2 separate regions of the Homo sapiens genome follow, and region 2 is linked to region 1. The links are chromatin contacts, found by Hi-C or POLR2A ChIA-PET in ENCODE. All regions are on one chromosome and are shown on one strand. The core of a region is the stretch at or near the end of the contact, and the rest is flanking DNA. Distances in the headings are between cores, read along the strand shown.

Evidence for each region. Hi-C counts contacts between places; a loop is a spot of excess contacts on that map. ChIA-PET counts read pairs that join two places held with the same protein, here RNA polymerase II (POLR2A). Pooled maps may share reads with other maps.
Region 2: a pooled map shows a loop between it and region 1 (2.2-fold over the local background). The contact joins two enhancer-like sites. A Hi-C loop is called at or near these places in 1 of 50 pooled maps. POLR2A ChIA-PET finds 5 or more read pairs at or near these places in 2 of 52 experiments (Panc1 and activated CD4-positive, alpha-beta T cell).

The regions. Positions count from the first base shown.
Region 1 is chr15:90,555,375-90,559,796 of GRCh38, forward strand. The region is part of intron 2 of CRTC3 (CREB regulated transcription coactivator 3); the gene reads left to right. Among named protein-coding and RNA genes, the nearest start is that of CRTC3, 28 kb to the left of the region's middle. Within about 2 kb of position 2,462, at least 25 of the 41 ENCODE cell types and tissues checked have a DNase peak (open chromatin) inside an H3K27ac peak, as active enhancers do.
Region 2 is chr15:90,057,091-90,061,512 of GRCh38, forward strand. All of the region lies in intron 1 of ZNF710 (zinc finger protein 710), which reads left to right. Among named protein-coding and RNA genes, the nearest start is that of ZNF710-AS1, 23 kb to the right of the region's middle. RefSeq lists enhancers at 1,813-2,524, 2,350-2,469, 2,590-2,649, 2,660-2,709. Within about 2 kb of position 2,586, at least 23 of the 41 ENCODE cell types and tissues checked have a DNase peak (open chromatin) inside an H3K27ac peak, as active enhancers do.

The DNA of each region.
Region 1 (4,422 bases), core at 1,212-3,711:
AGTAAGATATTATCTGGTTTATGAAGAAAATGCAGACACTATCAGTTTAAGAAGCTCATAATCAAGTATGATAGACTAGGAGGATATACAATAACTATAGCACAAAGACGTTAACTCTAGTGTTCTTTTTCTTTTTTCTTTTTCTTTTATTTTTTATTTTTGAGATGGAGTCTTGCTCTGTCACCCAGGCTGGAGTGCAGTGGCATGATCTTGGCTAACCGCAACCTCTGCCTCCCAAGTTCAAGTGATTCTCCTGCTTCAGCATCCTGAGTAGCTGGGATTATAGGCATGCACCACCATGCCCAGTTAATTTTTGTATTTTTAATAGAGACGGGGTGTCACCATGTTGGCAGGCTGGTCCGAAACTCCTGACCTCAAGTGATCTGCCTGCCTTGGCCTCCCCAAAGTGCTGGGATTTCAGGTGTGAGCCACCATGCCTGGCCTCTTTTTCTTTTTTAGCTTCCATTTTTAAACCTTTACGTTCAGGAAAATACATTGCATTTGTTTATAGCTTGTTCCTTAATTCTTTGTTTTTCATTATAAAAGTAATATGTGCTCATTGTGTAAAATTTGGAAAATATGTAAACATTAAAAAGGAACAGAAAAAATGAGCCATTTTTCATCAACTAGAGATTACCATTTTAATGTTAAGTTTATTTTTCATGTATCTTTATACAGGTGATATCAGTCTTCATATTTATATTATTTTTTTCTTTTTCAACCATTATATAATAATTATTTCCCTATGTCATTAAAATACTTTATAAGTATAATTTTAATAGCTAAATAATATTTCATCATATATGACTTATAATTTACAAGCATTTCCCCAACGGACATTTTAGTTGATTCTGATTTTTTTAATGAATAATATGGTAATAAACACTTTTATGTATGAGTCATCCATATTTCTGATCATAGATTTCCACAAGTAGAATTCTGAAACCAAAGGGTAGAAATATCGCCACCGTTGTTAATAGATGTGGTTTCATTACTTTTTGGCAATGATATTTACCTTAGCAAAACTTCTGACACTGATGGATTTGGATATTTATTACCTTAAGGATAGGAGATCCTTAGCTTTTTCAGATCTGACGTTCCAAGTGTATGTTGACTGTTCAAGAATGACTCCAAAGTTCATGACATAAAGTAGTTTGCATATTTACTGAAGCACAAAATTTAATCACACGGGCCTAGAGGCTGGTGAGTGACCAAGGCTGCCTAGCAAATGTTTCATTGGGGCTTCATGGATCTCTGTGTAATACGTCTTATATATTGACTTAAAAACTTAATTTGTTTGAAAATGGACAGCTTTTGTGAAAATCAAAAGGGCCATTAATTTATGGTATACAATTATGCACAGAAAATCTACAGCCGTCAGAGAAATATGACTCAAGAAAATACTGAGAGTTGATATAGATACTTTCATATTAAAATAGAAGGTTTACAACGGTCTACTACTTTTCAATGACTACTTTCTAATTGCTTAATAGTATGTATTGACTTGTCATTTCTAGAAAATAAATCTAATTTCATTTTTAGTGCCAACCATTGGAATTATTCTCTTTATAATCACCACATGGCTATATATATATATATATATATATATATATATATATATATATCTTTATAATACAATATGAAAAATAAATACATTAATCAAATTATCAGACCGAGCTTCTACAGATGTTTGCCCCTTACTTGCTTTAATTTTAAAAGTTCTCTTTGGCAGGAATGTCTTATACTCTAGCTAGGGAAGAAAATGTGTAGAAAACAATTTTAATCAGTGTCTGGGAGTCTGAGAACAAACTTAGCAAATTTAGCTTAGAACAATCGCAAGTTTAGCTTAGCATCTTTCCTTAACCTTGTACTTCTAGGTAGGACCGCCTACACTGCCAGCACCCCCTCACAGTCTAGGAGCAGCTTCTCTCTCCCCCACATTTTGAGCTGTTCCCCTTGAGGTTGCTTTCTCGCCCTTTGCTGACAGGGAGGTGGTGGTAGCTGCATTTGTCTCCCATCTGGTCCCCAGAACGTTTCTTGCTTTTGTTTTACAGTCTTGTGACAAACTAGCACGCCCCCTTCCTATCTCAGGGCCTGGCTTCCCCAGCCCCCAACTAAGGTCTCAGACACGTACAAATGGTGCCCCTCTTTGAGGGGCTCGTACATCTGCACATCTGGACCTTTCACATAGTGATCTGTTAAAGGCATAGAATCAGCCTGTAATATGCTGAGATCACCCTGGTAATATGGTGGAGTACAGACAGAGCCGGGTCTGTCTGGTTTCTGGCTCTGTAGCCTTTTCCCCTGGGTCTCCTGGGGCCACTTGAACCTGACTAGCCAGCCTCTCACCCATCTCTAGGACCCAGCCTGAACTGAGGCAGAGGGACTGAGGCTGCCTCACACTCTGTAATTTGGCCTCAAGTCACCATTGCTGGCCTTGTGCCTCAGCTCTGATAACTGGACTCTTGTCTGGCTCCTGCGTGCCAGAATCCCATGGTAACCTGCCTCGTTTCCCTGTGCCTTGTTTTTATCAGCCTGCCTCCCAGGGATTGAAATCGTGCCCTGAAACACAGTGACCAATGCACTTTCCTGATGTCAACCACCCCACTTGCCTTTCTGATTGGATTCCAGAGTACCTTAAATTTCTCGTTGTTCTGCAGTGCCTGTAGTCAGGAAACCTCTGTTCTGGACACTTTTCTCTGTAAATGACAACTTAGTTCTTCCAGTTACTTGTGCCAAAACCTTGGAGTCACCCATAACTCCTTGCATTGTCTCACATCCCACAGCTAAGCCTTCAGCAAATTCTTGGTTCTGTTTTAAAAATGTATCTAGAATCTGACTACCCTGGTCGGACCCGTTATCATTTTGTCCCTGGATTCTTGCAAGAGCCTCCTGACTGGGCTTCTGGCAGAGGAGTCCTGTCTTCTTTCAGTATATTCTCAACACTGCCACCTGACTGATCCTTTTAAAATATGAGCCAGATTATCTCACTCCCCACAGTCCTCCAGCGGCTTCCCGTTTCTCTCAGGGTAAAGGCAAAGTGCAAAGTGCAGGCAGTCCCTGTAGGGCCCCCATCATCTCTGCTCTTAGCTGCTTACCACACATCTCTCCAACACCCTCCTCACTCACTCCATGCCAGCCACACTGGCCTTTTTCTCTGTTCCTTGAACCTTGCTTAGGATTTCTCTACCAGGAATGCTTTTTTTCCAGATATGTGAATGGCTTACTTCCTCACTTCCCTCAGCTCCTCACTCAAATATCACCTGTCAGGGAGGCCTTGCCTCTCTAAAATCTAAATTCCCTCCACCGTCTTTCCTGCTTGATTTTTCTCCTCAGCACTTATCACGATCCAGTATACTATATATATATATACATATACACATTTATTTTTTTTTGAGACTGAGTCTTGCTCTGTCGCCCAGGCTGGCGTGCAGTGGCGTGATCTCGGCTCACTGCAACCTCCACCTCCCGGGTTCAAGCCATTCTCCTGCCTCAGCCTCCTGAGTAGCTGGGACTACAGACGTGTGCTACCACGCCCGGCTAATTTTTGTATTTTTAGTAGAGACAGGATTTCACCATGTTGGCCAGGATGGTCTCGATCTCCTGGCCTCAAGTGATCCGCCCGCCTTGGCTTCCCAAAGTGCTGGGATTGCAGGTGTGAGCCACCGCGCCTGTCCTACTATGTATTTTTATTTATTTATCTCTTTTATATTCTGTCTCCTCCAAGCCCCCTGGGAGCAAGGGTGCTTTGGTTCACTGCTGTATTTCCAAAGTCTAGAGCAGTACCTGGCCAGGGTATGAGTTCCATAAATATTTCTTGAATGAATGAATCAAATAGTTGAGTATTAGCACTATTCTGAGAATTTTGTATGTATTATCTCATTGAATTCTTACAGTAACCTTATGTGATGGTACTTTTATGACTCCCATTTTACAGATGAGAAAACTGAGTCTTAAGAGGTTAGGCGACTTGCCCAAAAGGACCTGAGCCACCACACAAGTATTCCACTAGAGCAGCAAGTTAGAATAAACACAGACTTTATTATTATCCAGATTTATGTTCAAGTTGCAGCTCTGTCAATTACTGGTTGAATTAAAACCTCTCTAAACTTTAATATCCTTACTTATGAAATAATTATTCTACCTCCCAGGTTATTGGAAGAATTAGATGAGATCATGGGTGCATTATTTTCATGTATATTTTCCTGATTGCTGGAAAAGTTGAAATTTTTTCATTTTGTGGTTGTTTGTTTGTTTGTTTGTTTTTCGAGGCAAGGTCTCACTCTGTCAGTCAGGCTGGTGTGCAATAGTGTGATCTTGGCTCACTGCAACCTCTGCTTCCCGGGCTCAAGTGATCCTCCCACCTCAGCCCCCCAAGTAGCTGGCACCACCGGCGCATGCCACCACACTCGGCTAATTTTT
Region 2 (4,422 bases), core at 1,336-3,835, 500 kb before region 1:
TGTGTGTTCTTTGCACATCTGCTCCTGTGGCTGATGGACTGAGGCTTAATGCAGAGCCATGTTTCCAAGAGAGGAAACTTTGGCCCAAGTTCTTTCAGGGGATGGGGAGGGCCAGGCCATAGGTCTGGGCCCAGCTTCTGTATGAACTGCCCTAGATGGTGGGGGTATGCTATGCTTGGAGGCCCAGGGCTGGAAGTGGGGCAGCTGCCATTAGGCGAAGGTGAGGAAGAAGGCACCTGGGGTGGGGAGGGGCCTCCCACTTGATTCACCAGGCAAGGCCAGGTCACCGAGAGTATGCGTCAACTCTTGCTAATTAACTTCGAGGCCGGGCACGGTGGCTCACACCTATAATCCCAGCACTTCGGGAGGCCAAGCTGGGTGGATCACTTGAGCCCAGGAGTTTGAGACCAGCCTGGGTAACACGGTGAAACACCATGTCTACTAAAAAATCCAAAAATGAGCCAGGCGTGGTGGCGCGCTCCTGTAGTCCCAGCTACTCGGGTGGCTGAGGCACGAGAATCGCTTGAAGCCAGAAGGTGGAGGTTGCAGTGAGCTGAGATCATGCCACTGCACTCCAGCCTGGGTTACAGAGCAAGACTAAATAATAATAATAATAATAATAATAATAATAATAATTTGGAGAATCAGAATCACTTAAGAAGCCTCTAGAAAATCCCATGTCCAGGCCCTGAACCCAGAGATTCTGGTTTAACTGGTCTAGAGTGAGACCCCGGTATTGGCATTCTGATCAAACGATACCAGTTCTGGAACTCTGTGGACCCAGGGTCTCTGTCTTCACAAGAGTTTGTGTCTGAGAAGTCACATCAAAATAGTTCATGCCTCGACATGGGGGCTTCACCCCTCATATCCTTGGGTTTTAGGGTACTGTGACCTCTTAGAGGAGGGAGATCCTCACACAGGGGCCACCCTGTGGCAGTCAGACCCACCTCAGCCCTCAGCTTATAGAAGCAGAGGCGTGGCTCCCAGGTCAGGTGTAGGTGCACCCGGGCCTGGGGAATGGATCAAGAGAGCGAGGGTTGTCAGAGCAGGCCCTGTGGGAGGGGCTCTCTCACCTGGGAGGGCGTCAGGTGAGAAAGCACTCAGAGCTCCTGGGCCTGAGCTCCTGGGGACTCTGCCATTAGCAGGGGAAGGCAAGGAAGAAGGCACTTGGGGTGGGGAGGGCCCTCTGGCTTGATTCACCGGACAAGGTCAGGTCACTGAGAGTGTGCATCTGCTCTTGCTAACTAATTTGGAGAGGCCCTTCCCTATGCTGCCTGGACACCACCCCAAGGAGGAGGCAGGACTGTCCTGGGAGTGAGGTGCTCAGAGAAGAGCAAAGCCTTGGTAGAACTCTCAGGCAAGAGTTTCACTCTCCATCTCACTTACCGCATTCAGTCTTGGTCCCTTGGCGACTGTCAGTTTCCTTCTCTTCCCTTTTCTGTACGCTGGTGTCTTTCTCTAGAGACACTCCCGTGCTGGGCCCCCTCTGTTCCTCTGCAGTCACTGTCCTGTGGGTGGCCTGGCTGTCAGGGGAGATGATCCACAGTGTGATTATTGTATCAGTCAGGGTTCTAGAGTAAGAAATAGAACCAGTAGGAGACACTATATATTTATATATATATATATATACACACATATACACACACACGTACACAGAGAGGTCTCTTTTAAGGAATTGGCTCCTGTGATTGTGGGGGCTGGCAAGTCCAAAATCTGCAGGGCAGACCCGGGGGCTGGAAACTCAGCAAGATTCATAAGTTACAGTCTCAAGGCAGAATTCTTTCTCTGGGAAGCCTCAATGTTTGCCCTTAAGGCCTTCAACTGATTGATGCCCACCCACATTATGGAGGGTCATCTGCTTTTCTTAAAGTCAACCGATTGTAAATGTGAGTCACATCTACAGGATACCTTCATAGCAACATCTAGCTTAGCCAAGCACACAGCCGGGCACCATAGCTTAGCCAAGATGACGCATATGATTTACCACGACAGTGATGGTCTCAGGCTGAGAGAGGGTCCTCATCCTGTCCTCATGTACTTCAAGGGAAGCAGTGCTTGCACTAAATCCTCAAAGATGATGGGAAATTCACCCAGTTCGAGGGAAGGGCAGTCCTGGCAGGGGAATCAGCCTGTGCAGAGGCCCCAAGGTAGGAAACATCGGTGAGTTGGGGGCAGAGGGGCAGTGGAGCCTGCCTGGGAGCCATCTTGGGCAGCAAATGAAGGCATGGGCAGTGCATCCCGCCTACCAAAAGGCTGTGGGGGCTGCGGGGCCGGAGACCTGCATTCTAGCCCTTGCTCCCCCACCGTCTCACTGTGTGACCTTGGACCATTCCCTTCCCCTCCCTGGGCCTCAGTTTCCTCATCTGTTAACAGGGCCGGGTATGGTGCGCATCACGGGGGTTTGTGGGTTGGTGGCCCTGTGTCAGGGGCCCAGCCACTCTGACTCCCAGAGGTGGGGCTCAGTGAATCTGTCCACAGAGAAAGGGGAAGCAAGGCAGAGACAGGATCGCAGGAGGAAGAGACTCTCGAACTTCCCCTGCCCCTCCCCCGTGCCGGCGGCAGCTCCCTGGGCCTCTGGCTCCTGAGGCCTGTGGGCTGGGCAGAAGTGAGACTGTGGCAAGGGGCCCCGAGGCACAGGCCTTCCAGCTCTCGCTTCCTCTTCCCTTCTGCGCATGTGAGTAGAGTTTCCCTTGAAGCCTCCTGCGAGGAGGACAACAGGGGAAACCAAGAGGCTGGTTTCCTTAGGCGGTGAAATCCCGTGCATGTTTTTCACAGCGGGTGTACAGGCCTGGAACTTCCTCTTCTCCTCCCACCTGGTTACCTGTCCCGCCCACTCCAGCTTCAGCCTCTCCAGCCCCAGGGCCCTGGACTCCAAGGGGCAAAAGGCCCAGAGCCACATCCTGGAGGGCTTGAATGCCAGACCCAGGGTCAGGAGCCCCCTCCCCGCTCTTGCTCTGTTGGGTCCTGAACTGCCTCCACGGAAGCCAGTCCTCAGTCCCTGTCCCCACCCCACCCCACCCCCATACTGCAGCCCCCGCCTCCCAGAGATCCGGGTGCTTCATGTGGACTGAGCTTACGCAAGTCAACTCCCCAAGGGTGAGAACTTTAATTTGCCCCTTCTATCTACCCACAAGCAAGCACCTAATAGGTTTAGTAAATGTGCATTAAATCAGTGGCTCAAGCCTGGCACAGTGGCTTAGGCCTGTCATCCCAGCACTTTGGGAGGCCAAGGTGAGAAGATCGCTTGACCCCAGAAGTTCAAGACCAGCCTGGGCAACTTAGCAAGACTCCACCTCTACAAAAACAATGTAAAATTAGACAGGTGTGGTGGCACATGCCTTTAGTCCCACCTACTTGGGAGGCTGAGGCAGGAGGATTGCCTGAGCCCAGGAGTTTGAGGCTGCAGTGAGCTATGATGGCACCACTGCACTCCAGCCTGGACAATAGAGGAAGGCCCATCTCTTAAAAAAATAAAAAGTCAGGCCGGGCGCAGTAGCTCACGCCTGTAATCCCAGCACTCTGGGAGGACGAGGCAGGTGGATCACCTGAGGTCAGGAGTTCGAGACCAGCCTGGCCAACATGGTGAACACCTTGTCTCTATTAAAAATATAAAAAATTAGCCGAGCATGGTGGTGGGCGCCTGTAATCCCAGCTACTTTGGAGGCTGAGGCAGGAGAATTGCTTGAACCCAGGAGGCAGAGGTTGCAGTGATCCAGTATTGCTCCACCGCACTCCAGACTGAGCAACAGAGCAAGACACTGTCTCAAAAAATAAATAAATAAATAAAAAGTCAGAGGTTCAGCTGCAGGGCTGGAGACTGCAGTCTCTGAGCAACCTGGTGATTCAAGGCCAAGATGAGGAGCCAACAGGCAAGCCTGCCTTCCAGGATAAGTTCGAGGCACTGCTGAGGCTGTGTCAGGGAGTATGGGCTCACTGGACCTTCAGGAAATAGTCATCAAATTACATTGATCACGGGTGGTTGGTGATGTCCCAAGCCTGGCCTGGCAGAAGCCCCAGACCTCTGTCTATTGGTTGTTTTTGTTTGTTTGCTTGCTTGCTTTTTCTTTATTTCTATACTTTTTTTTGTTTTGTTTTTTGAGACAGGGTTTCACGCCTGTCACCCAGGCTAGAGTGCAGTGGCGTGATCTCAGCTCACTGCAACCTTCGCCTCCTGGGCTCAAGCGATTCTCCTGCCTCAGCCTCCCAAATATCTGGGGCTACAGGCATGCCACCACACTTAGCTAATTTTTGCATTTTTTTTTGCAGAGATGAGAGCTCATCACGTTACCCAGGCTGGTCACAAACTCCTGAGCTCAAGTGATCCGCCTGCCTCAGCCTCCCAAAGTGCTGAGATTACTGGTGTGAGCCTCCGCGCCCGCCCTTCAGTTGGTGTTTGAGATCTCCCTGGTGGTGGGAACTAGT